Linked DNA regions of Homo sapiens: region 1 is linked to region 2. Evidence: read pairs that join two places in POLR2A ChIA-PET (ENCODE). Cell type or tissue: HepG2. All regions are shown on one strand. Links, peaks and the distances in the headings refer to the core of each region. The heading gives the core; the rest is flanking DNA.

Region 1 (8,723 bases), core at 2,951-7,950, 120 kb after region 2:
GTTAGCCAGGATGGTCTCGGATCTCCTGACTTCGCGATCCACCCGCCTCGGCCTCCCAAAGTGCTGGGATTACAGGCGTGAGCCACCGTGCCCGGCCTTTCCTTAGTTTTTTAATCCCTTGTGGGGTCTCTAAAATAGCATGAAGCTCTCTCCCTGTGATGAACCAGAGCAGGTCCACTGCAATCAAAAGGGGACAGAAAGGAGCGGGAGAGCACCAGGAATTATTATGTTTACTCCTTACTGGGAGAGCTATACCAAGAGAACACAGCAGATGCTCAATAAAAACTTGCTGAGTTTGGCTGGGCGCAGTGGCTCATGCACTTTGGGAGGCCGAGGCAGGCAGATCACCTGAGGTTGGGAGTTCCGGACCAGCCTGACCAACATGGAGAAACCCTGTCTCTACTAAAAATACAAAATTAGCCGGGCGTGGTGGTGCATGCCTGTAATCCCAGCTAACTAGGGAGGCTGAGGAAGGAGAATCGCTTGAACCAAGGAGGTGGAGGTTGTGATGAGCTGAGATCGCGCCATTGCACTCCAGTCTGGGCAACAACAGCGAAACTGTCTTGCTGAGTTTTCCTGAAAAACAGTCTTAGAAACACGTGGCTGAGTCCTCTTGACTTTACCCCAGCTGCAGACTGTACTATCTATAGCAAAACCACATGGCGGGGTGGTAGGAGTGGATCCACAGCTGCCACTTAAAGCCTAGAATTTAAACACAGAGCAACTCAGCAGCCAAGTGTTAGGATGAAACAGAAGCTGAGCTTCTGAGCAGAATACGTCTTTGAAGCCAGACATATTTAGCCGGAATTCTAAACTTACCCACCCATTCACCACTGATTAACCAAGATCCAAAGAGGCAGCTTGATCCAGCCATCCACGCAATGGAGATGCTGAGCACACATATGACTGCCACTACAACCAACAAGCCACCGGCCCTTTCACTCCAGAGACGATGGTCTTATTAGCAAAAGGCCACTGCTCCTCAGTTGCATTTTCTTGCCTGGTGTGCCTGCACTTGGCACTCCAGAAGCAAATCATCCTTTGGCAGGTTCCACATCAATGCAGGGGTTGGGGACTGCTTTCTCCTTGTCCAAACCCTGAAGGGGCCATTCCCAACTGCACTGTGTTGGAGTGGGCCTACATAGCTTGATGTGAGTCCAGGGGAACAGCAGGTTCCCTGCATCCATCCACTTGTGTGCTTACCTCTGACTGGGGAGAAGGCTTCCTCTACCTTTCAAGCAATGATGTTTGCATTCAAATGTCTCTGTCAAAGGCGGATTCCTGATAATCTGTTCCTCTTCACCATACCAGCACATAGGCATATATACAAAGATCCTGCTACAGAAACTTTAAAGGAAGAAAATCATGGTGATCAGCCAGGGCCTTCTCCCTTTTCCACTGTTCAACTCAACTGATTTCCTCAACTCAAAAATGTGGGAACAAGCTTTTCTAGCCATAATACTCCCTCCACTGCAAATGATCTTCCTGTACAAATAGTATCATACACATCCTGATATGTCTGTATGACAAAGCCAGAGTCATCTGTCTCTTCAACTTGCATCTGACTCACGTGTGAGGCTGCAGGAGTCAGGCTGCCTTTCCTCTTTGCCATTCTTCACAGCCAGGAGTCATTTTTGTGGCAAAAATTGAAAAAGACAGATCTATAGGTAGATACTTAAGTCAACTATTTAAGAATTGTTGGGATTGAAGGATCTGAGGGCACCTGGAAGTTCACCTGATTCAATCTTAACTGTTCTGACATTCAGCCTTTGTTTGAACACATGCAGAGATAAGAACATTCGTTTATTCGTGCAACCCCTCCTGTAGGTACAGGCTTGGTGGCAGCAGGGCAAAGGAGGACACAGAGCTCTCTGCATTTTGATTCCAATGTCTCAATGTTTTTGGTGCTCAGAAAGAACTTTATCCTCTTCCTTTTTTTTTTTTTTTTTTTTTGTCTCTTCCTATTTCTGCCCAAGGAATGAGTCCAGGAGTAGAATCCTGCTCCTTCTCTTCTGATAAAAACTGCAATTGTTTTCTCTTCTTTCTGAGTACCCAGCATGGGTTGGACCAGCACCTTCTTTAGTCTTCTTGCAGGAAAGGGACTTCCCGCTCTGGCTCTGGAACCCAGAGATGTTTGGCCTGTGATCCAGACCCAGTCTTGGCTTTTCTGAGAAAAAGTAGACTCTGGTTTACTCTTCTGGATTCTCCATTCCGGTCATGTAGCTTATGGCTGTTGCCCAAGTTCTCTTTACTAGCCCTTGGAAAATAAATCCTGATGTACAATAGTTGTTGGCTTTGCCACATCAGCTGCTTCCTTACTGGGCCAACTTTCCCACTGTCCCTGCTGCTCTCAGTTTTTCTCTCCTCCTGAGCTGGGCTTCAAGGGCTGTAGCCCTGGGTCTCCTGTCCAGTTTCTGCCCTACTCCACCATCTGGTCTGGGCTTTCTGAGTTTTATCATGAGCACCCTTCTCCACTCAGCAGTTTTCAACCTCTGGTCTCTGACCCCAGTTCTCAGACTGGGAACTTCCATATTGAAAACTTGACAAAATGCCTGCTAACAGCTTGTTACAGCAGGTTTTGAGTTATCCGGGGGAGCTGTCAGGAAGCCAGGTTAGGATGAAGCAAGACAAGAAACGACATTATTTCTAGGGCTGGGGAAGCCCCAGTCAAGACAGTCAGCCACAGCCTGATAACTCTCCCTGCATGCGCAAGCCCACCGCTTGCAACCTGGAGGAAGCTCCTGTCAGCAATGGGCTCTAATGACATGTCAGAAAACAGAACAGACAGCTTAAGAGACCTTCACTACTACTTCCCTGCTTTCACAGCAGGTGTCCTGGTGGTACAAACCCCAGGTATGAAGCTGCAAGGAGGGACCCAGTTCCAGGACACCAAGAACACCCAGCTACTCAGCAATCTCCTTCCACCGTGGACCTCGGCACATGAACACAGCACAGGCACCCAACGATTCCGCCAAGGCCTGCAGGAGTGTTGTGCCTGGTCCAACCCAGAGTGTCAACAAGCATGTCTTTCCCAACATTGTTACAAAGTGCAAGGATAGAGTCTCCCAAGTGTGCGGCTCCTTTCACCTACCTTGTCTCCTGGGATCCTCATAACAGCCCTGTGAGGTGGGAAAGGGGGCTATTCTTAACCCCATTTGAGAGATGAAGAAACTCAAGCTTAGAGAGGGAATGGGAGAACTCGAGGCCACCTAGTGAGAGGCTGGGACTAAACCCTGGGTCTCTTGACTCCTGGTTCAGTGCTGCACCCACTAAGCAGGCTTTCGGAAGCATTGGGACAAGCAAGAATGCCCCAGGAGATAAGGACATCCCAGTGCTCCCCACTGGCCAAAGCAAAGCACACCATGCAGAAGCATCCTCACGTTCACAGATAGCTGCTCCAACCTCCTTTAGCACAGACACAGTGCAAGCCTCCACTGATGCTGTGCTTGCAAAACACAAACATCTAGCACTTCCAACAGCCAACTAGACCCGGCAGAACCTTGGGGACAGGCTTGACTTCACCCAACACAACACCACTGCCACAGAGTTAGACACTACTTAGGCCCACCTTGTCCTCAAGCATGCTGCCCTGCTCAGAGCACCTTCCACTTTCCTCTCTCAAGGCCACAATCTACCTGAGTTTGGGCTCTCTTCTGACTACTTGTGCTACAAAGTGTCTGCTCCTTGTTTATCTCCAGACTCAACCTCCTTCCCTGGCTGCTGAATTTCATATGCCAGTGAATCAACCAGCAAAAGCTCTCAAGCCGGACCAACCTCTTTTTCTCTCACTTTGGGACCTACTAACTCCCCCACCAACCTCAGTGGTTCAGTGGTGTCTGCAAAATGCATCCATCCTGCCATCTGAGTAGCAGGTGAGAGTTATGGGCCCAAGCTTGGGAAGAACCTCTCTCCTTCTGTTTTGACCTGCTGGTCTCCTGGGACTTCCCATTCTAAGCACCCCAAGCTTCTTGGGAAGGAAGAGGTAGCAAATAGCTAGTTGGGTGATGAAGGTGTTTATCATTCAGTGGGAAGTAGGGGGTGGCTGTGCAAAGAGTGGAGTCTGAGGCAGGGTGATTGAGACACCCCTAGGCCTCCCATACACGCTCAGGCCCATCCTCTGGAAGTGAGGAAACAGTGGGCAGATTACCTCGGTTACAGATACTGCAGAAGTTGCTGGGCCCCTCGCTGTGCTTCTTCAGGTGGTCTGCCATGTATGCTGCCCGCAAGTACTTCCCACACACCTGGCAGGGCACCTTGTCTTCATGACAGGCCAGGTGGGAGCGCAGACGGTCTCGGGTGGCAAAAGAAGCATTGCAGGTCTGAAGGCAGAAAAGAAAATGGGATGATGTGAAACCCAGCACCCCACACCTGACTCCCCACCAAGTGCACCATGAAGCAAAGGCAATTTCTGGCCATCACATGACCTCCCTTTATAAAGACAGCTTTAGAGTTTGGCTCAGGCTCCCTACCCAGAATGCCAAGAGGCTGCTCTTATTTCCCATGGTACCTCCTTACGGGACACTTGAGTGGGAATCACTGGTACTAACTAAATGACTACTGGAAATGTACCCAGGACATGGCAAGCTAAGCTCTATACCCCTCTACACAATGAAGAGTTACACATTTGCTCATCCTTAGACATTAAGAATTGACTTTAGGTGCATTAGCTATAATGCACAGAATTACATTTACATGAATTTACAGATGAGTTATTGGCATATAAACCAGCCTTCCTGTTCTGTATCCCTGGGTTTCCCCTAGTTTTATACAAAGAATTATATTTGTTCATTTTATTCAAAAGTGACATTAGTCTTGGCCAGGGAAATGGAAAGGAAAGGCAGGACAAAGTGCAGAGATAATTATTCGTAATATTTTCACGAGTTTGAATTGAAAAAGCAGCCCATTAAATGATAGTGGCAATTCTGACGACATGAGAATTAGCAGACAGCAAGGGCCAGAGGCTTCAAAAGTGTCTGTGGGCCGGGTGCGGTGGCTCATGCTTGTAATCCCAGCGCTTTGGGAGGCCGAGATGGGTGGATCACCTGAGGTCAGGAGTTCAAGACCAGCCTGGCCAACATGGTGAAACCCCATCTCTATTAAAAATATAAAAAATTAGCCGGGTGTGGTGGCAGACTCCCGTAATCCCAGCTACTTGGGAGGCTGAGGCAGGAGAATCACTTGAACCTGGGAGGTAGAGGTTGCAGTGAGCCAAGATCGTGTCACTGCACTCCAGCCTGGGCAACAAGTCAAGACTTCCTCTCAAAAAAAAAAAAAAAAAAAAAAATCCGGGCGCGGTGGCTCACACCTGTAATCCCAGCACTTTGGGAGGCTGAGGCGGGCGGATCACGAAGTCAGGAGATCAAGACCATCCTGGCTAACACGGTGAAACTCGGTCTCTACTAAAAACACAAAAAAATTAACCAGGCATGGTGGCAGGTGCCTGTAGTCCCAGCTACTCGGGAGGCTGAGGCGGGAGAATGGCATAAACCCGGGAGGCAGAGCTTGCAGTGAGCCGAGATCACACCACTGCACTCCAGCCTGGGCAACAGAGCAAGACTCCGTCTCAAAAAAAAAAAGCATTTGTGAAACGTTAAGCTGGGGAAGTGCTGGTGACAGCAAGGATGATGATACTACCCTGTATTGATTAAGCATTCATTGTGTGCCAGGCAGGCACGGTGCTCAGCCTTTTAGAGGCACTTATCTCATGCAACCCATCCTGACAGCAGCCCTCCGAGGCAAGCTGTGTGATCACCCTCCAAGACAGCGTGGCTTTGGAAAGCTGTGGTGTGAGCTGAGCACCAACTCACAGCCAGGCCCCCGGGGTTGGATGAGTCAGGAGCTGAAGGTCAGAACCAGCACCCTGGAAGGAGGACTCAGGTTGGCAGGCACTTCCTGTACCTGAGCACCTGACTTAGTACCAGTGATCAGTCTCCTCACAACATCCCTTCCTCAGCTGGAGCTTACAAAGGCATTCCAGCTGTGGGGGTCATAGAATATTGGGAAAGCCCTGAGAAGAGCTGAATCCGTTGGCTTTCAAGCTATTTTGGTTCCAGGGAGGTGTTTCATGGGTTCTAGTCAATTTTGACTCATTTCTTTTGTGTGTGTGTGTGTTTACTGTTTTAGAACTGTAAGAGAAAGCAACATTCACCTTTGTGTCACAGATCAAATGGTAACCCACTGAAGACCACCCCATTACCTTGTGCTAGAACGGAACTGCCTCTGCCATCTCTCTTTAACAGAAGCACATCCTGAGAACCTGAGAGCTCAAGGTAAGTGGCTGAACACTGTCAACACATACAGACATCTAACTGTCTCCTTACTGTACAGCCATAGCAAGAAACAAACGCATGCAATGCTGTCAAGGTAGAAGACACCACTGTTTACTACCCCAGTCCCAAATATCTGTGTACGTTAGCACAGCCTACCTAGCTCTTCTGTCATTGTCTTTTTAAGTAAACATTATACATTTGAACTGAATTTGTAGCAATGACATACTGCTTTTATCTGTTTTATATATTCAGTGTATTCATATCATAAATGAGGAAACCTTCAGAAGGTGAACTTGCTTAAAACACAAGACTCAGCTACTAAAGAAAGTCTAGCACACCCACCCCCACCACACCCAGGCCAGTACTTTACCAATCCTCCTGGACACCCTGGGGGATTCTGATCTCTCCCAGTTTACAGCTGGGCCAGTGGAGGCCGTGAGAGGATATGAGACAGCTGGACTAAGAACCAGTCCCAGAGCCTGTGCTCTTACCATCTCCAGATTCAGGAGAGGGAGCTTCTGCTGAGTGAAAGGTGCTCATACTTTATAACACAGTGTACAGTACTTGGCAGCCAGGACTCCCAAAAGGGAAAGGTGAACAGATTTGTGCAAGGAAATTCCAGCATGTAGGAAGTCAGAAAGCACCATGGATGCTTGCTCTCATGGCCACATGTGGGCCCCACGTCAGCCAGGGACCTCATGACCCAGTGACAGGCCACAGTAGGAGAAAAAAACTCCTAACCTCTACACAGCCCAGCAGTCTCTAAACCAGAGCAGGGGCTGCATAAACACCCCCGGGAAAGAGAGGTACACCTGTTGATTTATTTGGGGACAAGAGCTAGCTTTGCCAGGCAGCGACCCAAAGACCACCCCTCCAATGGTGAGAGAGGGTGTGTTCTAAGCCTCAGAACTCAAAGGAACCAACATGGATCAGGTGTAAGAAAACAGGGCTGAGGCCAGGCGCAGTGGCTCACACCTGTAATCCCAACACTTTGGGAGGCCGAGGCGGGTGGATCACAATGTCAGAAGTTTGAGACCAGCCTGGCCAATATGGTGAAACCCCGTCTCTACTAAAAATACAAAAAAATTAGCTGGGCATGGTGGTGGGCGCCTGTAGTCCCAGCTACTCGGGGGCTGAAAGCATATTCAGGATTTTGTCTTCCACAGTCTCTGGGAGAGGGAGCCACAAGAGGGATAGGAAAGAGATGCCTTGTTTCTCTTGCCAACCTTCTTTTGGGATCTGTCCTCTAAAGGCTTTGCCTGTCATGCTTTGCTACCTAAAGATGATGGATAGCCAAACTTCAGTTACCCACAAGTGGCTTATCCATTTGGGGATTAGCTAAGCAAAATTAAAATCCCAGACTGGGCTGGCTTCCCCCACCCTGTCCTCCATTGATTATCTCTCAAGGAATGAAAGCTAACTTTCGCCTGAGCAAACAGAATTAGGAATGTAAATCTGCTGCTGGGGGAAAAAACACAAACATGACAAACGCTTTCCCTGTGTTCAAAGCCAAGCTGAAGTGATTGTTGGCTTCTCTGTGCCAGGATTGACCCTCTGCTGCTGCAGTCCCCAGGTTTTCTGGGGAGCCTGTGAAAGTCCAAAGTCTAGGCACAGCAGAAGTTCAGACAACACAGAACATGAAAGAGCCTGGTCACACAACCCAGGAGAGAAGGGGCGGAGGGAGACAGATCTCAAAGGGAACATCCAGAACTTCCATGCTGGGGTGTCAGGAGAAGAGCATTCTTTGTCCTAGAGACAGGGAGAAGACAGAGGGACGCTGATGGGAAGAGAGTGAGCCAGAGGCAGAATGCTTTGACTGCCTGTGGCACTCGGAAGAGCTGCCCGGCCCACAGCCCTGTGCTTAGTTAGACAGCCTGCTGTAATTAAGGGCCATGCCTGCCAGGTCCTGGCCCAGGCACCCTGAGTGCAGGTCATCACCACTCAACACTGAGCCCCAGTCCTGCTCCCTTCCCAGACTTCCTAAAGCTTTTCTTCCTAAGGATTGAGCAGCTTGGGAATGGGGCCCAAGTGGTACCAAGGGCACTAGTGCACACCCCCACCCTTAGTAGCCCTTGAACTCAGGCAGCCTCAGGGGTAGTCTCAAGCAGCTTTCTCCCACAGCCCTGGAAAACTCTAAGGGCAATGCATGAAGGTTCAGCTCCCTGGGCTCTTTGGCCCCCTTCTTCTCGAGCATATGCCCATCTCAACGCATTCCTTCTCTAACCAGCCCCCAAGAAGTGGAGCCCGTGGAAGCTAGGGAGGTCTGAGCTGCTCCAGCCTCTCAGCTTCAGGTTGAACTCCATGTGGGGGAAATGTCCCAGCCCACTAAGCTCATAAATCCAGCAGTACCTGGGGCATCTGGGCCAGTTAAGGACACTCAGGCCAAGTCCCAAAGAGACATGCCACTGTCAAGCCTGAGGCTTCCTGCCCCTACATTCAGATGGCCTTTCTACT
Region 2 (10,747 bases), core at 3,078-8,077:
GCACTCCAGCCTGGGCTACATAGCAAGATCCCCATCTCTTAAAAAAAAGAAAAAAATTGATAAGACAAGCTGTTATAAGGCTTGCGTATGATAACATTATAGAATTTCAAAGATGAGGGAGAATTCTCTTCAAACATTTATTCCACAAATATATATTGAGTTCCTGCTATGTGCTAAACTCTTTTGGCCCCTAGGGATACAGCAAGGAACAAGATAGACCAAATCCCTTCCCTCATGTAGTGTATGTTCTGGTGGGGAGAGATAGACAGCAAGTAAATGTATGAACATCATATTCAGGGATAAATCCATTGAAGAGAAGTGAAGTAGGGTAAGGGGATAGAAGAAGTGAGTTGTCAGGGAATGTGTTTGGCATGTTTAAAGAATAGCAGGGTATCCAGGGTGGCCATCAGTTTTGGTTAGGGAATACTTCTTGAAGTGGGTAAGACTTGAGAAATCTTAAATAGGCTTAAAGAAGGTGGGGAAGATGATATCTTAGTAGGGAAGAAACTTTGGGAGTAGGAGACAAAAGTAGGCAAGTTTCAGGTCTTCATAAAGGGTAGCAAATACGTGTGGTAGAGGCAAGGATTGGGAGGTGGAAGATTCATAGGAAGTGGAAGGTACAGCTGAGAATGTGGGTGCAACCGGACTAGAGGGTTTAATGCCAGGCTGAGGATTTTGGAAGTTTCTAGTCTACAGTAGGCACCGTAGGTTTAGAGAAAGGAAGACTCATGATGTGGGCACAGGGCCACCAATCTGGAGGTGGGTATAGTGGGCCCTGAGATGAGGTCTTAGTGGTAGCAATGAAGAAGGCACCAACCAATAAAAGATGCCTCCTGACATAGGCAGGCCAGGGTGACTTGGATGGTCCTGGATATGTGATGGAGCAGGGTAGGGTCCAAAATGACCACAAGATTTCAAAACTAAATAAAAATCCGTCATGATCAAGGGGCTGTATTAGGCTTTCCACATTCATGGTGGATTTTCTGCATCTTCTGGAGGCTGAGCTGATTCCCAGAACAGGGCTGCCTTCTTGTTAGTGTAACCTTGAGCGGGTCTGATAGGGCCCACCATCACACACATCTCATTTCAATGAGAGGACCTGAAACTGTAGCAGTCTCTTACAAGTCTACCTTCTTTCTCATCCTTTATCTATTTTTATATAGTAGAAAGAATTAGACTATTTTACCTATTAATTTACATTGAATAGTAACTAGAACATGAAACCAATGCCTGGTTTCATTAAAGTGTTCCTTGAACATTCTTTCTGGGATTCTTTTTTATCATGTCTTTCTGCCTGTAATTTGTTTTGTCCAGGAAAGAAAGTCTAAAATGTAGTTAAAGACAGGCTTTGAGCCAGGTGCAGTGGCTCACGCCTGTAATCCCAGCACTTTGGGAGGCTGAGGTGGGTGGATCACAAGGTCAGGAGTTCAAACCAGTCTGGCCAAGATGGTGAAACCCCATCTCTACTAAAATACAAAAATTAGCCGGGCATGGGGGCAGGTGCCTGTAATCCCAGCTACTCGGGAGGCTGAGGCAGAGAATTGCTTGAACCTGGGAGGCAGAGGTTGCAGTGAGCCGAGGTTGCACCACCGCACTCCAGCCTGGGTGACAGAGCGAGACTCCGTCTCAGAAAAAAAAAAAAAGACAGGCTTTGGAGACTAGACCTGTGGTCTAATCCCAGCTCAAACATTTATTAGCTGAGTATTTCAGTTTCCTCTTCCGTAAAATGAGAACAATAATAGTTCTTTAAGACTAGTCCTGATCTCATGGGATCTTTGTATTCAGTTAGCTCATACTTGCGTAGTGCTTAGGACATTGTCTGGCATAAAGTAGTTTTTTTCCTCTATCATTGACAACTGGCAGAGAACTGCTGTATGAGAATATATCAATTGGTTAACCAGTTCTCTGATAAAGATATTTTTATAGGCCCTCCATAGATAAGAAAATGCCTACTCATTCACAGTTGAGTGAACTTCTGGTTGGAAGTTGCAGTCTGGGTGGCCTGAAAGACATAAGAACCATCTGTCTCATTTGTCACTGCAGTGTATTTTGTTAATGTACTGAGTTTGCCTTGCCTGTAGCACCTGGTTTGTCCCTCTCTGACATGTTATTTCTGTGTATATCCATGTCCTTCACACCCCATGAGTACACACCAAGGGCCCCAGTAATTCCTGGCCTACTCTGTGCCTTGTACATGGGCACATAGAAAAAAGTTTGCTGAGTTTGTTTTGAAAACCTTCCCTTCAGATTTTAGAAGTTTCTGTATTCAGCTTAACCTTTTCCCCAGCCAACTTCCTAGATACACACGCAGGAAGGAAGAGAAGTTAGTCACAAATCGGTCCAACTAAGTGCCTGGCACCATGGGAGATATTTTCACATCTATTACATTATTTCTATTAATCCACTTGGTAATCCTGTAAAGCAGGTGGTATTATCCTCTTTTTAAAGATTAGGAGACAAGCTCAGAGAGGTCAAATAATTTGCCCAAGGACACAGAGGCAAACAGTGACAGATTCAGGTTTCAAACACACATACATTTACCCCTCACAAATTTTTCCAAATAAACCAAAGAAGGGAAGAAGAGAATAACAGCAAGAAGGAAACTTTCTGAGATACCTGTGTCTGTGCCTTAACCTGAAAAAGGAGAGGCCCTTGGTTTGGTGTCAGTCTCTCAGAGCTGGAAGAAATCACTTGATCCCTCCTTTTACAAAAGAACAATCCAAGGTTTAGAGAAGCTCGAAAGCTCTTTTAAAAATCATCTAATCTTTTTTTTTCCTGAGACACTCCTTTTGGTAAAATTTGGTAAGCTAGTGAGGAAGAAAACCCTTTGGGTTACAGGGAGAGTATCTAGAGGCATGTTAATCCTTACTGTTAGTCTTTTTGATAGTCACTTCATTAAAATGTGATCTTTTTCTCTTGGCTTTTCCCCAGCAGCTGCTGCCCTGCCCTTCTGCTTTCTGCTTTGTCCCAGAACAAGTGGGATTTATACACCTGACCCGCCAGTTCCCAAGGGGCCCAGGGGTTACCATACTTGTTTTATGCTGCACTGAATTGGCTGAGTTTTGTTCCTGGTTCTCGTTGTCTGGTGGAACGTGAGAAGCTTCAAAGATTTTTTTAAATGAAAGGATAGGATGTTGATTTAAGCTAGGCATTAGAGTCTCATGAGCTCTCAGTGCTTGAGGATTTCTCACCATTTTGAAGCCTAAAAAGGACTCATTTGCAGAAACCAAGCTCTTAGACCAAATTTAAGGTGAACATTGTGGGGACTGCATTGGCTCTGAGCTGGGATACCAGGCCAACCCTTCCACTGAATAGCTGTGTGTTCTTGAGCAAGTCTCAACTTGTCTGAGGCTGCATAGGGTATTAAAAATATGACTGGCATGGTAGTCTCTGAGCATGGGTTTGAATCCCTCCTGGACCATCTTTCAGTAGCTTTGTGGTGGTTAGGCAAGTCTATTTTCCTTCTTTTTTTTTTGGCGCCTGCCCCAGTGGATTCACATTTGTTTGAGGGCCACATTGCTAATTAAGTTGGGAGAGAGAAGCATTCATAAAGTGAATGTAAAGTGAATGTATTTTATACCAAGATTGAAAAGGTCTTAAAGGTGAGAACCCCTATAATGAGACATTTGTTGCAGTGCTCACCTTACGTTGCACAGTTGCACTTATTAAAAGCAACAAATTCCAATAATAACTGAAAACACAGTTTTCTGTTTATTAAACACCTAATAAGGGTCCTTTATTGTTTGAAGGTACTGTGAACATTTACTTAAATCAAGCTCCTTTTCTGGACTCTTCTTTTTTTTATTTTATTTTATTTTTTTGAGACAGAGTCTGGCTCTGTCGCCCAAGCTGGAGCGCAGTGGCACGATCTCGGCTCACTGCAAGCTCCACCTCCCGGGTTCATGCCATTCTCCTGCTTCAGCCTCCCGAGTAGCTGGGACTACAGGCGCCCATCACCATGCCCGGCTAATTTTTTGTATTTTTTAGTAGAGATAGGGTTTCACCGTGTTAGCCAGGATGGCCTTGATCTCTTGACCTCGTGATCCACCCGCCTCGGCCTCCCAAAGTGCTGGGATTACAGGCGTGAGCCACCACGCCCGGCTCTTTTCTGGACTCTTAACAATCAGTAGCCACTGTTGATAAGTCTGCAAATATGAGAGGTAAACACTATAGAGGGAGAGAATGAACAGCCTGGTACAATGAGATATTTTCTTAAGAAAGAACTTCCCAGGCTGACTGGACTTTGGATTGATCCTCCACTAGGCTTCACAGAAATCCCTAAGACTTTGCATTACAGTATTACATTTCTTTTACATTTCCTAGAATAAAGGTGGTAAGAGAATAGATCAATGAATTTTTAAGACTGTAAGAGAGCTAAAGAAGTCAAGAGTGTTCTCTTGAAGAGGGTCTGGGCGTAGGAGGCTGTGTGCTTTGGGTGAATATCTTTGCTCAGGTACTTCCTAACAGAAAAGCAGTGTGAATGCATAACAGGTAAACTGAGGCCAGGTTTATCCACATGAGACTACTCATAGGTAATCTGGGAGCCAGAACAGTTATTCCAGTGGAATCATCTGTGCTGACCTTTGGAACTTATCTTTGGAAATTGCTTTTATAGCTGGCAGTTGGATCCAAATTTTCAGTTGGGTTCACCACACAAAGGAATGTCTGTTTTGCACCAGGCCCAAGGTTAGGCCCTGGAGATAAGAACATAATAAAGATACAGTTCTTACACCTTAGTTCTCTGAATGGGGTGTGGGGGAGGAGAGTGGAGAGAGAGGGACTGAAGGAGAGAGAAACATATGCAGTGAACTGTAATTAAATAACAAATTATGTAAAATAGGTATAGACAAAATGAAACAAACACTGCCTGATTTTAGGGAACTTTAAAGAAAGGATAGAAATTTGATTAAGGGGCCGGGAGCAGTGGCTCACGCCTGTAATCCCAGCACTTTGGGAGGCCGAGGTGGGCAGACCACCTGAGGTTGGGAGTTTGAGACCAGCCTGACCAACATGGAGAAACTCCGTCTCTACTAAAAATACAAAATTAGCCGGGCGTCGTGGCGCATGCCCACAATCCCAGCTATACTCGGGAGGCTGAGGCAGGAGAATCACTTGAACCTGGGAGGCGGAGGTTGTGGTGAGCCGAGATTGTGCCATTGCACTCCAGCCTGGGCAACAAAAGCAAAACTCTGTTTCAAAAAAAAAAATTTTTTTTTTGATTAAGGGAAAAGATAGAGAAGCTTATACATAGAGAATAACTGGAGGTGTGAATGTCAGGATGCAAGTACATGAATAAAAGTGGCAGGAATAGAAAATAGGTCAAAATGTAACTAGAGCATTCTTTTGTAAGGAATGGTGAGAGAGAAGGGTCCTTTGGGACCACATTGTAAGGACCATTTGCTCTTTCAGTAACTGTTTATTGAAGGATTGTAGCAGACCAGGGGCCAGACATGGTTTGCTAGCCCTTTGGAGGTAGCAAAAGCCAACTTTAATGATGTGTGAGAAGTTTTTGTTCCTGCCCCAGGGCCTTTGCACATGTCCCCCCTCTCCAGTGTTAGCCTTCCTTCCCCCCTTTTTTGCCCCGTTAATTTGTATTCATCCTTTAGAGCTCAGCTTGGAAATTACTTCCTCAAGGAATACTTTGGCCGCCCGCCCTTTTCCTAGTTATGAACTTGATATCTTCGTACCACTTGCCCCAATTATAAATAAATAATAATAATAATTATTATTTTTTGAGACAGAGTCTCGCTCTGTCGCCCAAGCTGGAATGCAGTGGAATGATCTTGGCTCACTGCAACCTCCGCCTACCAGGTTCAAGCAATTCTCTTGCCTCAGCCTCCTGAGTAGCTGGGACTACAGGCGCCCACCACCATGCCTGGCTAATTTTTGTATTTGTAGTAGAGACAAGGTTTCACCATATTGGCCAGGCTGGTCTCGAACTCCTGACCTTGTGATCCACCTGCCTCAGCCTCCCAAAGTGCTGGGATTACAGGCGTGAGCCACTGCGCCCGGCCCTCAATAAATAATTATATTATTGTTTAATATTTGCTTTGTGTTTAATCTCTCTCTTGTTTGCTCCTCTTTCCCCAACACAGTGTCAGATGCATAGTTGGCATGCAATAAATATTTGCTGAAAGAATGACTGAAGCGGGTCCATTGAATTTAGCAATAAGCAGTTACTGTTACTGTTGACCTTGGTGAGACAGTTTCAGAGAAATGGTGGGGGTGGAAGCCAGATTGCAGTGCATTATGCAGAAAGTGGGAAGTGAGGAAATGAGGGCAGCGATGTGTAGACAACTTTTTTTCTTTTTTCTTTTTTTTTGAGTTGGAGTTTCACTCTTGCCCAGGCTGGAGTGCAATGGCGAGATCTCAGCTCACTGCAACCTCTGCCTCCCGGGTTCAAGCCATTCTCCTGCCTCAGCCTCCTGAGTAGCTGGGATTACAGGCATGCACCACCATGCCTGGCTAATTTTGTATTTTTGGTAGAGATGTGGTTTCTCCATGTTGGTCATGGCTGGTCTCAAATTCCCGACCTCAGGTGATCCACCCGCCTCAGCCTCCCAAAGTACTGGGATTACAGGCATGAGCCACCGTGCCCAGCCTCTTTTTTTTTTTTTTTTTTTTTTTTTTTGAGACAGAGTCTCGCTCTGTTGCCCAGGCGTGAGTGCAGTGGCGAGATTACTGCAACCTCCACCTCCTGGGTTCAAGCGATTCTCCTGCCTCAGCTTCCTGAGTAGCTGGGACTACAGGCGTGCACCACCATGCCCAGCCAATTTTTGTAGTTTTAGTAGAGGTGGGGTTTTACCATGTTGGCCAGGCTGGTCTCAAACTCCTGACCTCAAGTGATCCACCCACCTTGGCCTCCCAAGACAACTTTTTCATACATGTGGCTGTGAAGGGGAGAAACAAGGATGGTAGCTAGAGGAGAAAAGGATCCAGTGGTTTGGTTTTTTTTAAAATTAGATTTTAAAACTAAATTAGATTTTAAAACTTAACGAGTTTGCATGTCATCCTTGCGCAGGGGCCATGCTAACCTTCTGTGTCTCAGTCCAATTTTAATGTATGTGCTGCTGAAGCGAGAGTACCAGAGGTTTTTTTGATGGCAGTGACTTGAACTTATTTAAAAGATAAGGAGGAGCCAGTGAGGGAGAGGGGTGCTGTAAAGATAACTAAAAGTGCACTTCTTCTAAGAAGTAAGATGGAATGGGATCCAGAACAGGGGTGTCATACCGAGTAGCCCAGCCTTTGTTCCGTGGACACTGGGGAGTCTAACCCAGAGCTGAGATAGCTTGCAGTGTGGATGAGCCAGCTGAGTACAGCAGATAGGGAAAAGAAGCCAAAAATCTGAAGTAGGGCTGGGGTGAAGGACAGGGAAGGGCTAGAGAGACATTTGGAAAGTGAAACCAGGTGGATATGAGAGGAGAGAGTAGAGGGTCTTGATTTCGGGTCTTTCATGCTTAACCCAAAGCAGGTACTAAAGTATGTGTTGATTGAATGTCTTTGGGTTTCTCAAGACTGGAGAAAGCAGGGCAAGCTCTGGAGGGTATGGCAATAACAAGTTATCTTGAATATCCTCATGGTGGAAAGTCCTGATCCTGTTTGAATTTTGGAAATAGAAATCATTCAGAGCCAAGAGATTGAATTGTTGAGTAAGTGGGTGGTCAGGTTACAGACTTAATTTTGGGTTAAAAAGTAAAAACAAGAAACAAGGTGTGGCTCTAAAATAATGAGATGTGCTGGGGGTGGGGCATGGCAGCTCATAAACTGACCCTGAAAGCTCTTACATGTAAGAGTTCCAAAAATATTTCCAAAACTTGGAAGATTCATTTGGATGTTTGTGTTCATTAAAATCTCTCACTAATTCATTGTCTTGTCCACTGTCCGTAACCCAACCTGGGATTGGTTTGAGTGAGTCTCTCAGACTTTCTGCCTTGGAGTTTGTGAGAGAGATGGCATACTCTGTGACCACTGTCACCCTAAAACCAAAAAGGCCCCTCTTGACAAGGAGTCTGAGGATTTTAGACCCAGGAAGAATGAGTGATGGGCATATATATATCCTATTACTGAGGCATGAGAAGAGTGGAATGGGTGGGTTGAGGTGGTGTTTTAAGGCCTCTTGCCAGCTTGTTTAACTCTTCTCTGGGGAACGAGGGGGACAACTGTGTACATTGGCTGCTCCAGAATGATGTTGAGCAATCTTGAAGTGCCAGGAGCTGTGCTTTGTCTATTCATGGCCCCTGTGCCTGTGAAACAGGGTTCGGTGACTGTCACTGTGCCTGTGGCAGTCTGTAGTTACCCAGAGAGAACAAAGCTGCATACACAGAGCGCACAAGGGAGTCTTGTAACAACCTTGTCCTGCTTTCTAGGGCTGAGTCAGGTACCACAGCTTGATCTCAGCTGTCCTCTTTATTTCAAGAAGTTGACATCTGAGCCATACCAGGAGTATTGTATTTTGTTTGAGGCCTCTCTTTTTGGAGGAACATGGACCGACTCTGTGCTTTTGTCTATGCTGGTCTCTGAGCTCACACAACCCTTCACCCTCCTTTCTCAGCCAGTGATAGGTAAGTCTTCCCTATCTTGCAAGGCTCAGCTCAAGTGTCAGCTTCCTCTACAAAGACTTTCCTGGTTCCCCTCATTGGAGTGAACAAGAGTTGACATGGTAGAATGGAAAGAGCAGAAGCTTTAGAATGAGCCAGACCTGAGTATGAATGCTAGATCCACCACTTAGCTAGTCAACCCTGCCCCCTGCCTCAAGTTTTAATTTTCCTATCCATTAAGTGAATATAATAATACCTGTGTCACAGGATTATTTTGAGAATTAAATGAGATTAGGTCTATGAAAGCACCTAGCAGAGTTCTTGGCATATAGGAGGCATTCATTAAATATTTGTTCTTCCCCTTTTATACCCATTACTTTTCTTTTTCTGAACTAAAATAATACTTGGTTCTATCTCTGAAATAACATCCAAGTGAAAAATCAACAACATGAAAGAGCAGTTCTTTTCCAGTGGATTTGCTTCTTAAGGAGCAGAGATTATGTAATCTAACAGCCTCCAACATACAAAGAGCTTTGTATCTAGAACAGGGGTCCCCAGCCCCTGGACCGCCAACTGGTACGGGTCTGTAGCCTGTTAGGAACCAGGCTGCACAGCAGGAGGTGAGCGGCGGGCCAGTGAGCATTGCTGCCTGAGCTCTGCCTCCTGTCAGATCAGTGGTGGCATTAGATTCTCATAGGAGTGTGAACCCTATTGTGAACTGCACATGCAAGGGATCTGGGTTGCATGCTCCTTATGAGAATCTCACTAATGGCTGATGATCTGAGTTGGAACAGTTTGATACCAAAACCATCCCCCCGCCCCCCAACCCCCAGCCTAGGGTCCGTGGAAAAATTGGCCCCTGGTGCCAAAAAGGTTGAGGACTGCTGATCTAGAGGACCAATTTATTCAATGTTGGTTGAGTAAATGAGCTCTTGGATTAGGTGATGGAAAAATCTGAAAAAACAGGGCTTTTGAGGAATAGGAAAAGGCAGTAACATGTTTAACCCAGAGAGAAGTTTCTGGCTGTTGGCTGGGAATAGTCATAGGAAGGGCTGACACTGAAAAGAAGGAGATTGTGTTCGTTTCTTCTTCTCAGAGCTATAAGCAAAGGCTGAAAGTTCTAGAAAAAGGCAAGTTTTGTTTCAGTAGAAAAAAGGATAATCAGAACCATTTTTAGAAAATGGAATGAGACTACTTTTGAGGCCATGAGTTCCTTGTCCCTGGAGAGATGAGCAGAGGTTGGACAAGTGCTTACCAGAGATCTTGTGGAGGCAGAAACTGTGCATCTAGCAGAGCATTGGCCTAACCCTTTCAAATGAGATGCTGTTAACTCAGTCTTATTCTACATGGTAGGAATCCTGTCCCTTTGCCTCCTGCTACTTTGGGCCTCTCAACCTCTTGGTTTTGTGTGCAGGTGAAGATGTCTGGAGGTGTCCAGGCTGTGGGGACCACATTGCTCCAAGCCAGATATGGTACAGGACTGTCAACGAAACCTGGCACGGCTCTTGCTTCCGGTAGGTGGGCCTATCCTCCCATCTTTACCAGTGTACTATGGGCCAAGCACTATTTCATGTTCTGATGGAAAACACAGAAACAAGCTTCTGAGTTGAGAATTTCAATCTTAGGGTGGGGAAAGGAATGTACCAAGGAAGAGCTCATGACCAAACCTCAAGTGTGGCCCCCCTGAACCCAGGTTAAATTGGAAGAGCCATAAATGGGCCAGCTGGAGGCAGGGTGGGGGGATGAGAGGAGCCCTTTCCAGGGTTGTCCCATATCCCTCACTTTATGGGTGAGGAAACTGAGGCCCAGGAAGAGTGACTTTCCTGTGGCTGCACTACAGATTATGCAGGTACTTCAAGAGTTGTTTGTATTCTTATTTTATTTTATTTTATTTTATTTTATTTTATTTTATTTTATGAGAGGGATTCTTGCTGTTGCCCAGGCTGGAGTGCAGTGGTGCAATCTCGGCTCACTGCAATCTCTGCCTGCTGGGTTCAAGTGATTTTTCTGCCTTAGCTTCCTGAGTAGCTGAGATGACAGGCACCTGCCACCATGCGCAGCTAATTTTTGTATTTTAGTGGAGACGGGGGTTTCAACATGTTGGTCAGGCTGGTCTTGAACTCCTGACCTCAAATGATGCACCCACCTCGACCTCCCAAAGTGCTGGAATCACAGGCGTGAACCACTGTGCCCAGCCAAGAGTTGTTTTT

The links. ChIA-PET counts read pairs that join two places held together with the same protein. Peaks named below come from ENCODE experiments on the same cell type or tissue, not always from the same donor. Only the 100,000 strongest peaks of a DNase experiment are listed, where the experiment ranks them.
Region 1: POLR2A ChIA-PET joins it to region 2 with 5 read pairs; 10 of 35 experiments call an interaction of 5 or more read pairs at or near these places.

The regions. Positions count from the first base shown.
Region 1 is chr22:31,331,545-31,340,267 of GRCh38, forward strand. It overlaps PATZ1 (POZ/BTB and AT hook containing zinc finger 1), which reads right to left. Exons shown (of 5, transcript NM_014323.3): 3 at 4,148-4,319. PIK3IP1-DT (PIK3IP1 divergent transcript) reads left to right here and starts at 3,805. Exons shown (of 2, transcript NR_110542.1): 1 at 3,805-3,872; 2 at 6,124-6,477. RefSeq lists enhancers at 6,935-7,435, 8,473-8,723. In HepG2, for the core only: no CTCF peak of the experiment used is centred there; a DNase peak (open chromatin) is centred at 7,857.
Region 2 is chr22:31,215,769-31,226,515 of GRCh38, forward strand. LIMK2 (LIM domain kinase 2) reads left to right here. Exons shown (of 16, transcript NM_005569.4): 2 at 9,952-10,051. It also overlaps the pseudogene RNU6-1128P. Among named protein-coding and RNA genes, the nearest start is that of LIMK2, 8.8 kb to the left of the region's middle. RefSeq lists an enhancer at 6,092-6,181. In HepG2, for the core only: no CTCF peak of the experiment used is centred there; DNase peaks (open chromatin) are centred at 4,148, 4,663 and 6,163.